2 separate regions of the Homo sapiens genome follow, and region 2 is linked to region 1. A link is a loop called in an ENCODE intact Hi-C map of the cell type or tissue named here. Cell type or tissue: endothelial cell of umbilical vein. All regions are shown on one strand.

Region 1 (8,000 bases):
ATAAGCAAGTGTGAACCAACGTGTGTTAATGGAAGTAATTCCAGATGAAAGCAAACAGCCTTATTTTGCTAGGAATCCACGTTAATGCTTTTTATGAGTGAGGGGGGAAGAGCTAAACAATGGCTCATCTAATGAACACAAGAATCCCACAGGTTTGGAATCAAAGTAGAGATAATAAACCCTGTAATTAAACTTACACAGAACCTTCTAGTATGGAATCTATTTTTGAAATCTCACTTCAAAACACAGGACACTTGGAACATGTGCTGTCTCAATTTCCTCTCAACTAAAATATATTTTGGCTCCATTTTTTAGGGTTTTTTCCCTCTCAAGTTCCTGTACAGCAGATGACTCAGTCATCAACTCTTCATAGCCATCACTTTGCAGCATTTTGATTAAGTATGCCAAATGTCGTGTAGAGGAAAGAATGGAAACACTAAGCCTGCCAACTTTTGATTGACCATTAAAGCCAATGATATATGTGCCTGTCAAAAGACAGACAATTAAATCAATATTGGAAAAAAGTCGCCTTGACGGCTTGTTTTTATGTAAGAGCTGCCAGGATGGATTACCATGCACCATCATGCCCTTGTCAACTTTCAAACCTTTTATTTAAAAAAAAAAAAAATGTGGTATTTAAAGTTGCAGTACCTCATTCCCTCAGCATTTTGTTTGTCCTTGGAAATATTCACCGCAATTTTAACTGCAAAAGTTCTTAAGAGTACAGGAGTAGTTTTCTGAACACAACTTTTTATTGTACATTCTGTCATTTAAAAAAAAATCCCTCTAACTGTGAAAATGTAAAGACCTCTTGTTTCTAGCATGAGCAAGTGGCGAATATCTTGAGACACTGAGCTATATTATTTGGGGGCTACCAGTGGCATAGATACTCTCTTTGAAAGGTTTCTTCCTCCATTACTCAAAGTTATTCCAAAATAAATATTCTCCATTCTGTTCCTTTTATGTTGTGAATACTCAGCATAAGGTAATCTCCTTCAACTCTTTGAGAGCATCTCTATCAGTGATCTAATGGAAATGATGAGGTTATTTTACTGAACCATTCATAAACGTAGATACTATTCCCAAATTTTTTTAGTAGCAGTAATCTCTGCTTTAAGTGCTTCCCCAGAAAAAGCACGTATAAAGACTTGAACACGTGCACATTACTGAATGTGATACTCAAACTTATTCAGATTCTATTCTGTACTGCAACAGCTAAAGAGTCGCTCATGTTTAAACATAAAACACTCCTTCTAATATTTTTACCCTAAGAGCTTGGAGAGAGTTGATTTACTCTATTATTTAGCGATAACTCACTGGCATATGGGTTGCATTCTCAGCCCCACAAACGCAATGTCCAAAACTGAGACAAGACTTGAGCAGGCAGCAGAATCACTGGGCTATTTTCAAACCTGTGCTCAAAAACGCACGGCAGCTGACCCACCCCAGGTTTAGCAATGGATTAGTAGGTGAGCTGAGTTAAGGGATGCTGCAGCTGTAAAACTTCTGAGACAAAATTAAAATGGAGCAGCAAAAGGGGGAGCGAGAGAGAAAAGTTGCCCTGATAGTGGCGGAGCTGTCAGGAGCATGTGTGTTTCCATGGTGAGTGATTTATTGATGTTTATCAGGAATGAATAGATCAAAGGCTGCCAGATGACAGGCGATCAATCACACATCAAATCAAGGATGGCAATCCTCTAATAAAACAGAAAACAAGGAAAACCAGCTCCTGCCAGTTCCTCCTCCAGAGAAAAATAACTTTTCTGTTCAATCAGAGTCTGCACTATCACTGCCTTGTGCTGGCCTGATCAAAAGACATCTTTAGAGGTAATAAAAAAAAAGTGGGGGCGGGGGGCCTCTTGCACAGGACATTAAAGGCTGCTGTTTTCCAGAGAAATCTTCTGAACACATTCTTTGCGTCCCAGCCTGGTGACCTTGTTTTCAAGTGTCAGGTTCAGCCTCCCCGCCTTTGGAGGACTTTTCCAGTGCGCTCCGGCAGCCAAGGAGCAACTACTTCCCCTCAGCGCACGCCCCCTCCTGAGGTAGCCAGAAGCACCCGCCGTCCCGCGGCCCCCGGCCTCCCCCGGCCATCCGGGCTTCCCGCAGCGCAGAGAAGCACCGCGAACTTTCTCTGCTCCACGCGCCGGCCCAGGTTGGGGGTGTGGGGGAGGACGGCGACCGCAGCCTCCAGACGACTGTGGCCAGCGCAGGCTGGGCCTCCCCTCCCCAGCTTGGGGCGGCCCGCGGCCCACGTCCCGCACCTCGGCCCGCGAAGCCCCCTCCTCCTGCTCCTCCCGGCGCCCACTCCCCGCGGCGCGGGCCGCGCGCCCGTTACCTGCCGAGCGCCGGGGGGCCTGCTGCTTCCTCCTCGGCATGCTGCTCGGCCGCCGCAGCCGTCGCCTCAGCCGCCGCCGGAGTTCGCGGGGCGCGGGGACGCGGGGCCCCGGGCGCGGGCGCAACTCCGCGGCGCGCCCAACTTTGGCCTCGTCCCCGCGGGCTCCGGGCTCCGGGCGCGCCGCGGACCGCGGGGAGCCGCTCGCATGGACCGCCGCGCCCGGGGCCGCTCAGGAGGCGGCGGCGGCGGCCGCGCGGCCCGCTTCCCGGCGCCGGGCTGCGGGCGGAGCGCGCGGGGCCTGGGCGCCGAGCCCGGAGTCATCCCCGGCGCGGGCCGCGGGCGCAGCAGCGGGCGCTCGGCGGGCCGGCCCGCGGCCCGCGCTCCATGCTGCCGCCTCCCCGCCGCCGCGCTGCTGCTGGGCGGGCGCTCCTCCCGGCGCGCCGCTCCGGGCGCTCCCCTGCGCCTTCTTCCGCGAGCCGAGAGTCGCCGAGCGCAACTTTCTCTCCCCCTCTCTCCTCGCTGTTTGGGGGTCGCGGCGAGTGTTTTTAGTGCGCGGGTCGCAGCTTTCTCATTGTGCGCCAGCGAGGCCGATGCAGGCTGTCCTTTTCCTCCCCGCACTTAGTCTAAGAGGAAGAAAGCAAACAAGACAGAGGAGTGAAGCCCCCGTACATACATGCGCCGGGGGGAGATGTCAGGCGCTGCTCCACCTTCCAAACAGTCACAGATCAAACAGTGTCACCCCGCCGGAGCGCCACTTGGTGCCCCGCGCTTCCACCCGGGGGGCTTGGCCGCCAGGATCGCCGCTTCTTCCAATGCGAAATCTAATGCAAACACATTTTGATCATGGATTTTTGGCCGGTCTTGATCTTCCAACAGAAAAAAATTTGAAAAATACACAAAAAGCACCCCCCCCTCCAAGAAAAAAAAAAGGCAACAACAACCCGGAGAGTGTGTGCAAAGGGGGTGAAGAGCAGACATTCACTGGGTGGGCGAGATGAGCGTGGACTGTCCCCCCCCCCCTCAAACTCCTGGGAGAGAGGGAGATGCACTCTCGCTCTCTCCTCTTTTCAGTGAAATATAACACACATTCGGATCGCAGAGCTTTCAGACAGTCTCAACTGATAGACAGACACATCGAGCTGCTTTTCCTGCTTCAGTTTTTACTCCTCCTCCTCTCGCCAACGTCACCCTGACAATTACAAATAGGTCTCTCACAAACCATACCTGTCAATCTTTTTAATTGCTTTGTTTTCTTTTTTTCGGAGCTAAACAATATGACAAAAAAAAGAAATCTTAATACAGCATAACATAAAAGATTGTACATTGGAGGAATTCATTCAGTGTTGTTATTGTAACCCACTGGCTGATACCGGGTAAAACCCATATGCTCTAAGTTAAGTAGACATTAGTTCCTGCAGATTTTTAAACCTGTTAGTTCCCCCCCAACACACACACATACACATACACACACTTGCACATTCATACACACGCAACCACGTGCATCCAAACTACCCTTGGGTGAAGCATGTCCTACATTTGGGGGGAAAAATATCTGTGTCGCTTTTGCAATCTCAGGTTGGGGGGTTAGATTTGGCTGGGGAGGAGCCCAGAGTAGCTTTTATATTTTGGTAATTCGTGGGTAACTGAAAAGCAAGATATTTTTAAAATTAAATTTTACAATTTAAATAAAAATGTAAAGATGGACTTAGTTCATCACAGAAAAGTGTGGAAATATTTAATTTGGCCCCTCTATAAAAAGTGAATTGACATTTGGTCCATGCACGCCAGTAGGGAGAAAACGGACACGATGGAACGACAGATCTTTCTAGCTGGGTTCGAAAATGAGGTCCTCACACAGCAGTGCAACGTCTCCAATTCAGTTAAGTCCCTCGGCATCCCCACGTAGAACTTTAAAATGTGTCTGTGCTCTGGGAATTTGGCCTTCTGGTTTTCTATATGTGTGTTCTCTCCCAATGGGAAACCTGTAACAGTCTTGTAGATCTACTTAAAACATTCATGGAAAAACATGAAATCTAGGCCAAAATAAATAAAATGGCTTAGTTCCTGCAACTTGCATGGGACAGACCGTGGACAGAAAGCACGCGCAAGGGGTTCCGGGGACAGGAAGCCACCAGCCTGGGGAGCGGGAGGCACTGGACATTTCCCCGCCCCGCGGTCGGTACGGGTGCGCGTGCGGCAGCGGCGGCAGGGGCTCCCCGCCCTGCCCGGGGTCCCCGGTCGTGCCCCGCCGCCCGGGCCGCGCTCGGGGTTGATTCGTACCACCTTGCAAGGAAGTGAACGCTTCGCACGGGAAGGGGAGGCGCCTGCGCCGGCCGCCGCGCAGCTCCGGGGACGCCCGGGGCTGCCGCCGGCTCGGGGCCGCAGACGACCGCGGGACGCGCGAGTCCCCCGTCCCCCCTTGCCCGCCGTCCCCCCCGCCACCCTTGCCCGAGAGGAGTCAAATCCGGCTTTTAGAGCTCGGGGAGGGTGGGGATATCCGGTGCCTCTCCCGCGCCAGGAGGAAGGGGGAGGGCGGAGAGGATCCTTGGCCAGTCTGCGCCGAGCAGATTCAAACCAAAACAAAAAGATTAAAGGAGCAGCGGCCGGGGCGGCAGCGGTCCCCAGGCCGGGACACCCGGGGTGGTGCGCCCGGGTTCGCGGGGGCTGCGCCGGCGCCGGGGAGGCGGGGGGAGCGGGAGCGGGCGACGCGGGGAAGGGGGGAGCCAGGGGGAGGGCGCCGGCCGGAGGAGGGGCGGACCCGCCCGCCCTAGCCGAGCAGAGCACAGCCGAGCCGAGCGGCCCGGGCGGGGGCCGACCCCGGCCAGCGTCGGCGCAGAGAGCGGGCGGAGGCGCAGGCCATGCTGCGGCTGGTGCCCACCGGGGCCCGGGCCATCGTGGACATGTCGTACGCCCGCCACTTCCTGGACTTCCAGGGCTCCGCCATTCCCCAAGCCATGCAGAAGCTGGTGGTGACCCGGCTGAGCCCCAACTTCCGCGAGGCCGTCACCCTGAGCCGGGACTGCCCGGTGCCGCTCCCCGGGGACGGAGACCTCCTCGTCCGGAACCGGTGAGCCCGGCGCCCCCCAACCCCACGCCCCCGTTCTCGCCCCGGGCTCGCGCCGCGCCGCGCCGCTCCCGCAGTCCCCAGCCCGCCCGCGTGCCCACACTCCGGCGCGCGCTCGGGCGCACAGCCTGAGTTTGCGAGATCCCGGGAAGTTGAACCCGCCGCCATCTGGCGAAGGCGAATGTGATGTGACTGTTGCTGGTGTGAATATCCGATGCCACCGAACGTCCTCATAACTGAGGGTTATTTTAATTTGGGATTCCCCTCCCCTCCTCCAGCCCTCCCTCCTCCCCCTCCCGCTCCCGAAATAAAACCGACGGGACCCAGAAGGGGAGGCTCCCCGCCGGGCCGCCCGCGCGCACCCACAGTTCCTGCGTTGACATAATCTTTAGGGTGGAGCGGGAGCAGCCTGGACGCAAACTGCGACGTTTAGGTAAACGTGCTTCGGAGGAAGGAGGCTGGGACCCGGCTGGCTTTCCCTGTTCCCTCCAGGTTGGCAGCCGCCTCGCAGTGGCGGAGCCTGTCGTTGGATGTGTGGGTGTGCACCTCGCCGGTGTTGTCTGCGTGCTGTCAGTGCAGTGTGACTGTTGTCTGTCCCCTGAGTGTTAACGACCGCCGCGTGGCGCGTGTCCCGGGCAGCTGGGCCAGGGTCGGGGTGGGGGCATGGCTGCCTTTGCCGGCACGTTTTGCAGACATTCAGGTGACACCGGGTTGTTGCGAGACCTTCTGGCTTTTCCATTCCCCGCGCTCCCCACCGTCGTGTTTCCGCCTCACTCATCTTTAGTAACTGGCGAAGCAACAGGGAGGAAACGGACCTCACTCTTTATCGGAGCCATGCCCGCTTAGGTCTTTGCTCCGTGGGTCCCTGGCTGCCCGACTTGACTGGCAAGGCGCTCCTCTATGCCCTCTGCAGAGGCCTGCAAAGTCCCATCGAAATGTTTACGGTGCTGCATGTGTCAAGTTGAATAATAATATCGAAAGGGAGGAGTAAGTTCTGACTGTAACTATGTTGTAAATTGTGTACTAGAAAGTACCGTAAAGTCCCTTGCACGGACTGAAGGACAAAATGTACCTTCCTAAGTAGCTTGATGCAGCATTTAATTTGTCCATTTTCGAGATTCCTATTAGCCTTCCTAACAAGACTGTAGTATGGAAGAATGCTGATCACGATATAAAACTTTTGGAAACCTTTTGGGAAGAATGATTGAACCATGGGTAGGATTGTGTGGAGGCGGGGGTGGGGGGCTGGTCTGGAATGGCTTAAAGGGGAGTGTGTAGGGATCCTTGAAAATGTTTGCATTGGCTGTGGACACAGCAGAGGATTGATTCATTATGGGATGAAATGCCAGTGCTGTTGAGAGTAAGAGCGTGCACCCAGCCCAGCTAAAAAGAAGGGCTTGAGTATGTGTTCACGTGGAGCACACAGAACGCATGAGTGATTTGCTAGAAGTTGAGATGACACCAGACTGAAAAGATTTCCAAACAAACTTTAACGGGCAAGAAGTTCCACACAGGGTTTTTCCCTTTTTCTCCTTCTGATAAAGTGTACTCTTGATTGCAAACACTAGTATAAACACACACAAAAGTTTGTGAATAAAATTCCTTTTGGAAATGGTGTGATATGGGGAGGAGGCGACTGAGCGAGGAAGGGCAGGGGGAAGGTGAGGCGTTAGAGAACTATAAGCCACAGCCTGGTGGGACCACCTGCCTTTGGTGGAGAGGTGGAGAGGGCTCCCGCCGGGCTGCGCTGGGTCTCCTGGGCCTCTCTACCTGCGAGTGTTAATAAACTCTGTGGGGTTTTTTTTCCTCCTGTGATTCCTCTCCCTTCAGGCTTACTGCTGCCCTGGGACCCCTCCCTTTCCCCTTCCCCAAAGGGCAAGTTCTCCCCTGGGGAGAGAGGCACAGCCAGGGTGCCTAGGCACTGCCTGCCCTGGGTCACCAGGGTTGGTCCTGGGGCGGGAGACAGGTGGATCCCTGAATTTTGTGGTCAGAACGCGGGAGTGCAGACTCCCATGTTTGGAGCTCCCCAATGTGCTCCACTTTAAAATCCATGCCTCTTTTTTCCCTGCACACACGCCAAGAATCCTTTTAATATAAATAGTATCTCCATATGAACAACCTAACCCCTAGTTTCTTCCTTGAATCCTTAAGGGAAAAGAATGGGGACAGTTTTCTTTTGAGTTGGGAGGGGACAGAATCTTTGCCTCCCGCTTTCCCTACTCTGTTGGAAAATCTGCTCCCACCACCACGTTGTAGGAAGATCCTGTGTTCTTGCAAACAGTGTCAGTGGATGTGACATTTTACCGAATTTTTTAAGAATAGAGGCTTAATAATTCACTGCAGGTTAGTTCATTTTAATCCTAGACCAAATCTCCCCTAAGCAATGTTAATTGCTTTAAATTTTATGCAAGTGCCTCTCATTTTTATCATCTTAAAATCCGCTCTAGAATGAATTGAGTAAGCCTAAATTCCCTTGTTGGGAAAGATGTTTGGTGGTTTTAATTGTGCTCTGATTTTTTTTCTTTCAGTGAACAATTTGCACATTTCATTGCATCTTAGCACAAAATACAAATTCTTCATTCACAGGGAGGGATGTGCTTG
Region 2 (8,000 bases), 610 kb after region 1:
CAAACTGTTAAACCAGGATTATTATATCTGGAAACTACTGTATGAATAAAAGCAATAATCCTCTAAAGGAAAAATGACACTTAAAGAAGACAATGTTGGAGACCATCATCTCTCTCTACCTTCTCCCGCAAAAGGTTCTCCCTTCAGTGCTCAATTCTAGAAGTTCTAGATTTTACTTTATTTAGGGAGGCTGTAATTCCTTTACACTCCTACACCGCCATCAACTTCTTGCAAGGCTATTTCTGGGTTTTATTCCAGGTAGTTGGAATTGCAAGATAATCAAGTAAGCAGGGAGTTAGTACAATTATGATCTACCCATATAATTACCATAAGGAGATGTTCTAGTCACAAGACAACACTGATAAGAACAAAAAGCCTTTCCACTACAAAAAATATATACAGATGTGGATCCCTCACTAGTGATGCAAGCAAGATACATATGTAGGTGTAGCTATGTATACAGATATGTATGCATATATTGTATAGGGACATGTTTTGTACTTCCTTTCTGCTCCAAATGACTCATACTCCATTAAATTCCACAATATTTACTGATTCCCCTCGAAACAGTTTGGATGTGCATCCCCTCCAAATCTCAGGCTGAAATGTAGTCCCCAATGTTGGAGGTAGGGCCTGGTGGGCAGTGATTGAATTATGGCGGGGGTGTCCCTCCTGAATGGCTTGGTGCTGTCCTGAGATGGTGAGTGAGTTCCCATGTGACCTGGCTATTTAAAAGTGCATAGCACCTCCCCACTCTCTCGCTCCTGCTCTTGCCATGGGATATGCAAGCTCCCCGTTTGCCTTCTGCCATGATGGAGAGCTTCCTGAGGCTTCACCAGAAGCCCAGCAGATGCCAGTGCCACACTTCCTGTAGAGCCTGCAGAACCGCGAGCCAGTGAAACCTCTTTTCTTTGTATATTACCCAGCCTTGGCTATCTCTCCATTTTAGGCAATGCAAGAATGGCCTAACACCCCCTTCTATGAGTAAGACATCATGCCAAGAGACTTGGGATGCATACACATGAAGGCCGGTCTTGCCATAATCTTGTGAAGGACACACACACACACACACACACACACACACACACAGACATACACACACACACACACACAACTAACTGAAGGAACCAAGGCTGCAGTGAGATGCTGGTGGTCCTCTGGGATTGCAGACTCATCCATACAACTGCCCACTCAACGTGTTCACAGAAATGAGCCCACACTGAAGTATCTTACTGGGGCAACTGCTCACCTTCCATCACCACACAGGGAACACCAGGCTCCACCCAGTCACCCGAAGCAGACACATCAGTGTCCACCTTGACTTGTCCATCTCACCTACTCCATCCCCGAATCCACTCCACTAACTGAGCATGTACAATCCACTCACTTCCCCTACCTCTGGGCCACTATCCTAGTTCAGACTTCTGTGATGTCTAACCTACTATAAATGCAACAGCCTCTAAAAGATCCCTGTCCCCTAGCCTTACACCATGCCAACTGGTCTCCGTAGTTGCAATCAAAGTGCTTAAAACAAGCAAAAGGGTGTACATGTCACTATGCTGCCTACATTTCTTCAAGAGGGCCTCTCCAGCCTTATTTTCCACACCTCCTCTTATACTCCGTGATCCAGCCATCCTAAACACCTTTTAATTCTTGAAATGTTCCACATTACCTTTTGACGCTTGGAAGTCTTCTATCCAAAACTGGATTCCCTAACCGCTCTTTATCTCTTTGCCCAGTGAGTTCCTGTTCATTCTCTGGTCGCCATTCCCTCTTGGTATTCCTCCCTAACCTCTTTAAGCTTGCCAGGTTCAGTGGTTATGCTGGACATTTTTGCTTTTAGGGCTACCCACAGCCCAAGCTTCCTTCTATTTAGTAGGACTCCTTTGAGGTGTGGGTCTTTGCGAGGGATAAAGACCATCTCTCTCCATCTCTCTGCTCCCTGACAACTACAGTGGCTTGGCAAAAAAGGTCACAAAGATGCAGGAGCAATAAGAGATTTTTCAGTGGTAGAAGAGAGTCAACAGTCCAGCAACAGAGGTGGCAGTTTCTCCAGTGGCAATGTCACCAGCAACAAAATTCTAGGCAGGCTATTTACGTGATATTGCCTTGGATGTGGCCCCAGCCAGCCAGCCTCTTTTGGTTGCTGCCTATTTTCTGAATCCAGTTCCCCAGCCTTCCCATCAATTCTGAAAGCCATCTATAGCCTTCCAATAAATTCCTTTTCTGCTTAAGTCAGCCAAGTCCATTGCCATGGTTGACAACCAAGAATCATGAATGGCACTGTGACACTCTGTGGGCAGGCCATCAGACTGCACTGCCAATGCGCATTTGCTTGTCTATATTCCCCACTATCTTGTTCATCATTTTACTCTAGTGCAATGGCTGGCACAAAGCAAGCATGCGGTAAATGTTTCCTGAATGCATTACTTAATTCCACTAGTCATCAGAGTTGGAAAGCAAGGAAAACGCTCAGTGGAGGACCACAGTGCATTCCTAAAAAACCAATCTCAACTACAGTCGAAAGAGTCACAACTATCAATTAGAAACATACAGCTTAATTTATTCGCCTATTCATAGATTTAGAAACTAGGCTTCTTCTCACTATCTGGGATACAAACCACCTTCTTAAAGGAGATGAGAAAGAGAAGAATCAAACTAGGAGAGTATATTTTATTAAGATTAGCGAGTTCTACTCTAATAAAACAAACCTAATCGGAATGAATGTTGGGGAAAATGTCCCTTCAACCAGGTGAATACCCACTAGTCCTTGAGACCTATCTCAAATCACATATCCTGCAAGAAGCTTTCACCACTCCCCACCATCAATCAGCCGTAACTTCCACTGTGCTCCCACATCTCTATTTTAGTAAGCAGAAAAAGGTATTATATATATTTATTTATGTGTCTATTCAACCAGATCTCAAAATCCTCTAGGGAAGTATATTACTATTTCCAACACCTAGAAGGGTGTTTGGCATAAAGCAAGAACCAGTGTTTTTGAAGTGGAGCCACTTTGCTCTGCTTAAAAGGTACCAATGGAACTGTCCTATTGTTTGCAACTTTTCTGTAAATCTTAATTTATTCCGAAATAAAGTTTAAAAAAAAATGCACCAGTAGCAACTGTGTTGTGAGCAATTATCACACCTGCCTTACATGTCACGCAAGAAGAAAGCTTTACCTTGTACCAGTAGCAGTAATTTTGTATATAGCAAAGTGAGTCTCAGTTTGTAAAAAGGGAATAATTCCTACTACACAAGATTGCTGTACTAAATGAAGCACAGTGAGTATGCCAAATGACATATAAGCTCTTCTTAATAAGGTTCTGATGAGTATATGTTAGGGCCCCTGTCTACAGTGTTCTAAATGGACCAGCACTTCACCACAAAACAGATACATACTACGACTAGGATGTCACCAGGCATAGACTGCAAAGCTGTAACTCAAATCACTATTAAGACTGTAATTACTTATAAAAGTATTCTACATGTGTGTCCACGGATGTGGGATGTCCTATTCCAAAACTCCCCAATGAAATAAATGGCTACTCAAAACCCAGCGCAACCGACAGAGGTCAGCGGCCACTGCACCCCGCCTCCACCAGCTTAAACTCCAGAAGGAGGCCAAGCACCCAGGGCGTGCTAGCTGGCTGGAAAGAGGTGAGCATCTACTGAGAAACCCACTGCTGCCCGCAGCGGTGTCAGGCAGCCGCGGGTCTCCCCGCAGTGGCGCAAAGCGAGCTGAAGTCGGGAATGGCTAGGACCCTTCGCTGCCACCGCGGTGCTTTCGGCCACCGCACTTGTGTGCCCTCCGCCCGCCCACACCAGCGTCGCTTAACGGAAGAAGGCGCGAGTAGCAGCGGCGCAGCCAGGGCACCTGGGGGTGACACGAGAGTGGGCGGGCGGTCCAGGGAGCCCCTGCTGGAAACCAGACGCTAAAGCTTGCAGCTGTGCAGCTAGGGGAGCATCTGTTTTCCACTTGAGAGCAACCCGGGCACGCGAGAACGGCCCGATTTCGGTGCAGGGGTGCGTCCCGAAGGAACGGGGGACTGTTTCTGCGCGGACAGGCGAACCCGGCAGGGGAAACCGAGGCCACGCTAGGTCCGCAGCCCCGAGGTGTCCACAAGAGCTCCGCTCGCGCAAGGGCGCGGAGCGAGGCTGCCCGCGGGACCGGCCTGCGGAGCGAGCGGGTGAGAGGGCAGGGCGGCAGCTGGGGCCTGGGGGAGGAGGGCGGCGAGGCAGCGTGAGCGAACGAGCGAGGGTGTGTGTCCGGGCGTGAGTCTGGGCGGGTGTCGGGAAGGAAGGCGACAGGGAGGGGCGGAGGCGGGGGGAGGGGGGAGGAGAAAGAGCGAAGGGCCCAGACGGGGCTCTGGGCGCCCAGCCGCCCGGCTTCGAGCCCTCAAGCCACCGCCCCCAGGCCCCGCGCTGACGCTGGACGGTCCCCGCCTCCAAACCCCCCGCCCCGGCCAGAGAATAACTTACCTGTTTGGCGACGGAATCGCTCCTGCTCGCCCCTCTGACTGACTCCTCCGGCTCACCGTCTTCCCTTTGGGAGGAAGAGGCGGGACATCCTGTTTCTCCGTCGAAGGACTTCCGGTGGCTTCCAAGGCGACTCCGTAGTGGATGCAGCGCCGGACGCCACAGCCGAAAAACAGAATCTTGGAACTGGTTTAGTACAATCCAGGTCGAGTTCCTTGTTTTTTATCCGAGTGGCCGGCAGGCCCATGTGCTGTCTTGTTTTTAACACATCAGCTCTTGCCGGAAGCCGCTAAGAGATAAAATAGGAAGTCCCACCCTTCCCTTAGAGAAGGAAAACGGAGAGCCGAAGGAGTCAATCTAAATTCGATGAGCGCGTCGGGCTCCAAGGCAGGCGCTGTCAGCCCGGGAGGGCTGTCTGGGATTTCTAGAGGGTCCCAGAACGGGTTCTTCCCAGGCCGATCCCGCCTGCTTCCTGCCCCGTCTCTCCACCCGCCTCCCGCCCTCTGTAAGGGACCCCGAGGGCGGCGCCGGAAACACGGAGAAGGCCCAGAACGGCGCGGGACCCGAGAGGCCTACGTTGGCAAACGCAGCCCGCTGCCCCTTTGCTCGCTTCCCCCGGGCCTGGAGTGGCTCCTGTCGCTTCTGGCGCTCCGATTTCGAGAAATGACTTTCAGCTGTGCAAGGCGAGAATGCTACTTTAGATGATGAGAAAAAATCTCTCGAATGGCTCCCAAAATGAGGTCCTTGTTTAAGAGGCCACAGGAAGCCGCTAGCCGAACTCTGATACCAAAGAGGAGGCCAAGAAGCGGACTGTGGCTTGGTGACCTGTTTGGTATTGCCAAATTTTCAGCTTTTATTAAAGCTGAAACACCTTGGCTGTTTAAAACGTTCGACAAGGACTTTTTTATGAACGTTAACGGCACAGCATACGGGTTTTTTGGAAAAAAAAAAAGGCAGGACTTCAGCCCGTCCGCCCCCTTGTGCAGGTCCATTCATGAACCTCGAGTTAGAGGCCTTTCTTCTGAAACTCAGAATCTAGTAGGGAAGACCTGTGTAGACGAATAAAAATAAATACATCACAGCTTGTTAAGTGCTGTGACAAAGAGGCAGTGAAATCCTGCTTGAGGTCATCTGCCTTGCTAAAGAGGTTTGACTATGTTGTAGGCACAGGGTTAGGGTTAGACTCTGTAATGGGAAGTTATGTGATCAGATTTCTGTTTAGGAAGATCACTGGCCAGGCGGGGTGGCTTACGCCTGTAATCCCAATACTTTGGGAGGCCGAGTCGGTGGATTGCTTGAGGCTAGGATTTTGAGACCAGCCTGGGGAAACCGCGTCTCTACTAAAAATTTGAAATTAGCCAGGCATGGTGGTGCGAGCCTGTAATTCCAGCTACTTGGAGGCTGAGGCGGGAGAATAGCTTGAACCCAGTGGCGGAGGCTGCAGTGAGCCGAGATTGCGCCACTGCACTCCAGCCTGGGCGACAGAGCGAGATTCCGTCTCAAAAAAATCATTGTAAGTAATTGGATTTTTGTGTGTGTGTGATGTTCTGAAGATAGGCTTTCTAGGCCAAATCGTCACTCAAGGCCAATTCGAACACAATTCAGTTTAAATCAGAATACATTCGAGTGATAATTCCTTACCTTTTTAAATAGTTCATAGAAAACTTTTTGTAGACATTATCTGGTTTAATTCTGATTGTAATCCACATGAATTCTCTTATCCACAGTAAGGAACAGTAATTTAGAAGACTAATAAACTGTTCCAAGATCACACAGCTAGTAAAAGTGGAACTCAACCTAAAACTCCAGAGTCAAGCTTTTCCATCATGTAGACTCAGTTTAATAGTAATAGTTAATTAAAAATTCTAGAGAAAAATGTGGGAAACAATTTCCTCACAAGTGACCAGCTGCAAATGTTATTTGTATTCCATTAACCAACATTTATTGGGTGCCTGTTATATAAAAGATAAAACTGGGTTCTGCCTTCAAAGAGTTCACTTGAAATTTAAAATTTATGTGAAAATTTAGCACTTCCTACAGTGTTTTAATAGCTATTTCAACAGTGTTGGTGTTGTATGACAAGGTGATAAATTTCTTGACAATAACAATAGCACAATTCTGTATATGGATTGGGCATTCTGTGATCTTTGGGTGATTTATCTTGCTACCTTTCTTACCTTGGGGGTTTAGTTAACACTTATGTTCCTCCCCTGAGCAGTGAAGTAAAATCTAAGTTTATGTTTCAGTTCTATTTTGAGTATTTTGAGTTACTAAGACAGGACCTTAAGGAAGTCAGTTTGACCTCATTTCCAACTGAGAGAGTCCATAGATGTCATTCAAGACTAATTTTCTGATTCTAAGGAAAAAGGGAAGTCTTTTTTTTTCTTCCTCTCTTTATTTTTGAATGAATAATGCTTGACATGGACAACACAGACTTTTAGTGAAGACAGAGAGTCCTAGTGATGAAACCACCTTTGCAAAAATTACAACTGAGAAAATTATGACAGTGAAAGAGATCTGACCTAACCAATTCCATCTTGCTTCTAAACTCTGTCCTTGTTCATTCCTGGGCATAGGCAGAACTAACTCTGGAAGGAACTTAGTTTATAGTGTAACTTTGAAACAAAGATGATAACAGCTCATTCTGAAAACAAACCCCTTTCTGGCCTGGGGACCAGACTGCCTTTTTAGGGCTAGCAAATTAGCCACAAGATTAGAAATTACAGTTTAGGAATAATGCAGCTAGAGGCCACAAGATTCTAAACCTCCCCAATTGTTCCTAAGGATAATATCACTATTGTAAAACCCAAGATTGGTGCTTAAGATGTTTTTCAGACCCCGCACTCATGGATCAGCTGGCATCACTCAGATGGATAAACTGGCTCATCTAGTCCTGTAGCCCCCACCCAAGAACTGACTCAGTGCAAGAGGACAGTTTCAACTCCCTATGATTTCATGTCACACCAGAGCCATCAATTCTCCCCGCTCCCTGGTCTCCTACTCCCCCAAATTATCCTTTAAAAATCCCAGTCTCTGAATTTTCAGGAGACTGCTTTAAGTAATAATAAAACTCTGGTCTCCTGTTTAGCCAGCTCTGTGTGAATTAAACTCTTTATTGCAATTCCTTTGTCTTGATGAATCCACTGTCTGGGCAGCGGGCAAGATGAACCCGTTGGGTGGTTACAATGACACCAGGAACCCCTGGGATCAAGACTTGCTCGAAGCCAGCCACACTTGAGACCTGTTAACCAAAAAAAAAAAAAAAAATCCTTTTCTTATTTAAGTCCAGTTTTCTTTTACTTGCATCATGAAGCAACCTAAATGATAACAGAAGTTTTATTGCCAAATATACCAGTTACAGTCTTAAGAAAGTCGCAAAGGAAAAACTCAGAGCAAAGATTTTCAGTCTTCATAAGTTCAAAATGTATACTTTTATCATGTCTGAGAAAAGAAAGCAATCAATATATTCACATCTTTTTCTGGGTATATGTGATATTTTTCCATTGGATAATGAATAGTAAA

The links. Peaks named below come from ENCODE experiments on the same cell type or tissue, not always from the same donor. Only the 100,000 strongest peaks of a DNase experiment are listed, where the experiment ranks them.
Region 2: a loop joins it to region 1, with 4 times the contacts of the local background. A loop is called at or near these places in 19 of 110 quality-filtered maps.

The regions. Positions count from the first base shown.
Region 1 is chr18:75,206,252-75,214,251 of GRCh38, reverse strand. PTGR3 (prostaglandin reductase 3) reads left to right here and starts at 5,113. Exons shown (of 2, transcript NM_175907.6): 1 at 5,113-5,402. The coding sequence starts at 5,194. TSHZ1 (teashirt zinc finger homeobox 1) reads right to left here and starts at 3,455. Exons shown (of 2, transcript NM_001308210.2): 1 at 2,336-3,455. The coding sequence starts at 2,375. RefSeq lists silencers at 2,142-2,461, 4,399-5,438, 5,464-5,639 and enhancers at 3,344-3,638, 4,678-5,608. In endothelial cell of umbilical vein, no CTCF peak of the experiment used is centred here; DNase peaks (open chromatin) are centred at 431, 1,851, 3,511, 4,401 and 1 weaker place; H3K4me3 peaks cover 4,904 bases; H3K27ac peaks cover 3,804 bases.
Region 2 is chr18:74,594,419-74,602,418 of GRCh38, reverse strand. ZNF407 (zinc finger protein 407) reads right to left here and starts at 4,549. Exons shown (of 9, transcript NM_017757.3): 1 at 4,482-4,549. ZNF407-AS1 (ZNF407 antisense RNA 1) reads left to right here and starts at 4,584. Exons shown (of 2, transcript NR_024484.1): 1 at 4,584-5,991. RefSeq lists enhancers at 3,554-3,773, 4,564-4,773 and a silencer at 4,164-4,463. In endothelial cell of umbilical vein, no CTCF peak of the experiment used is centred here; DNase peaks (open chromatin) are centred at 4,128, 4,588 and 5,018; H3K4me3 peaks cover 2,422 bases; H3K27ac peaks cover 2,231 bases.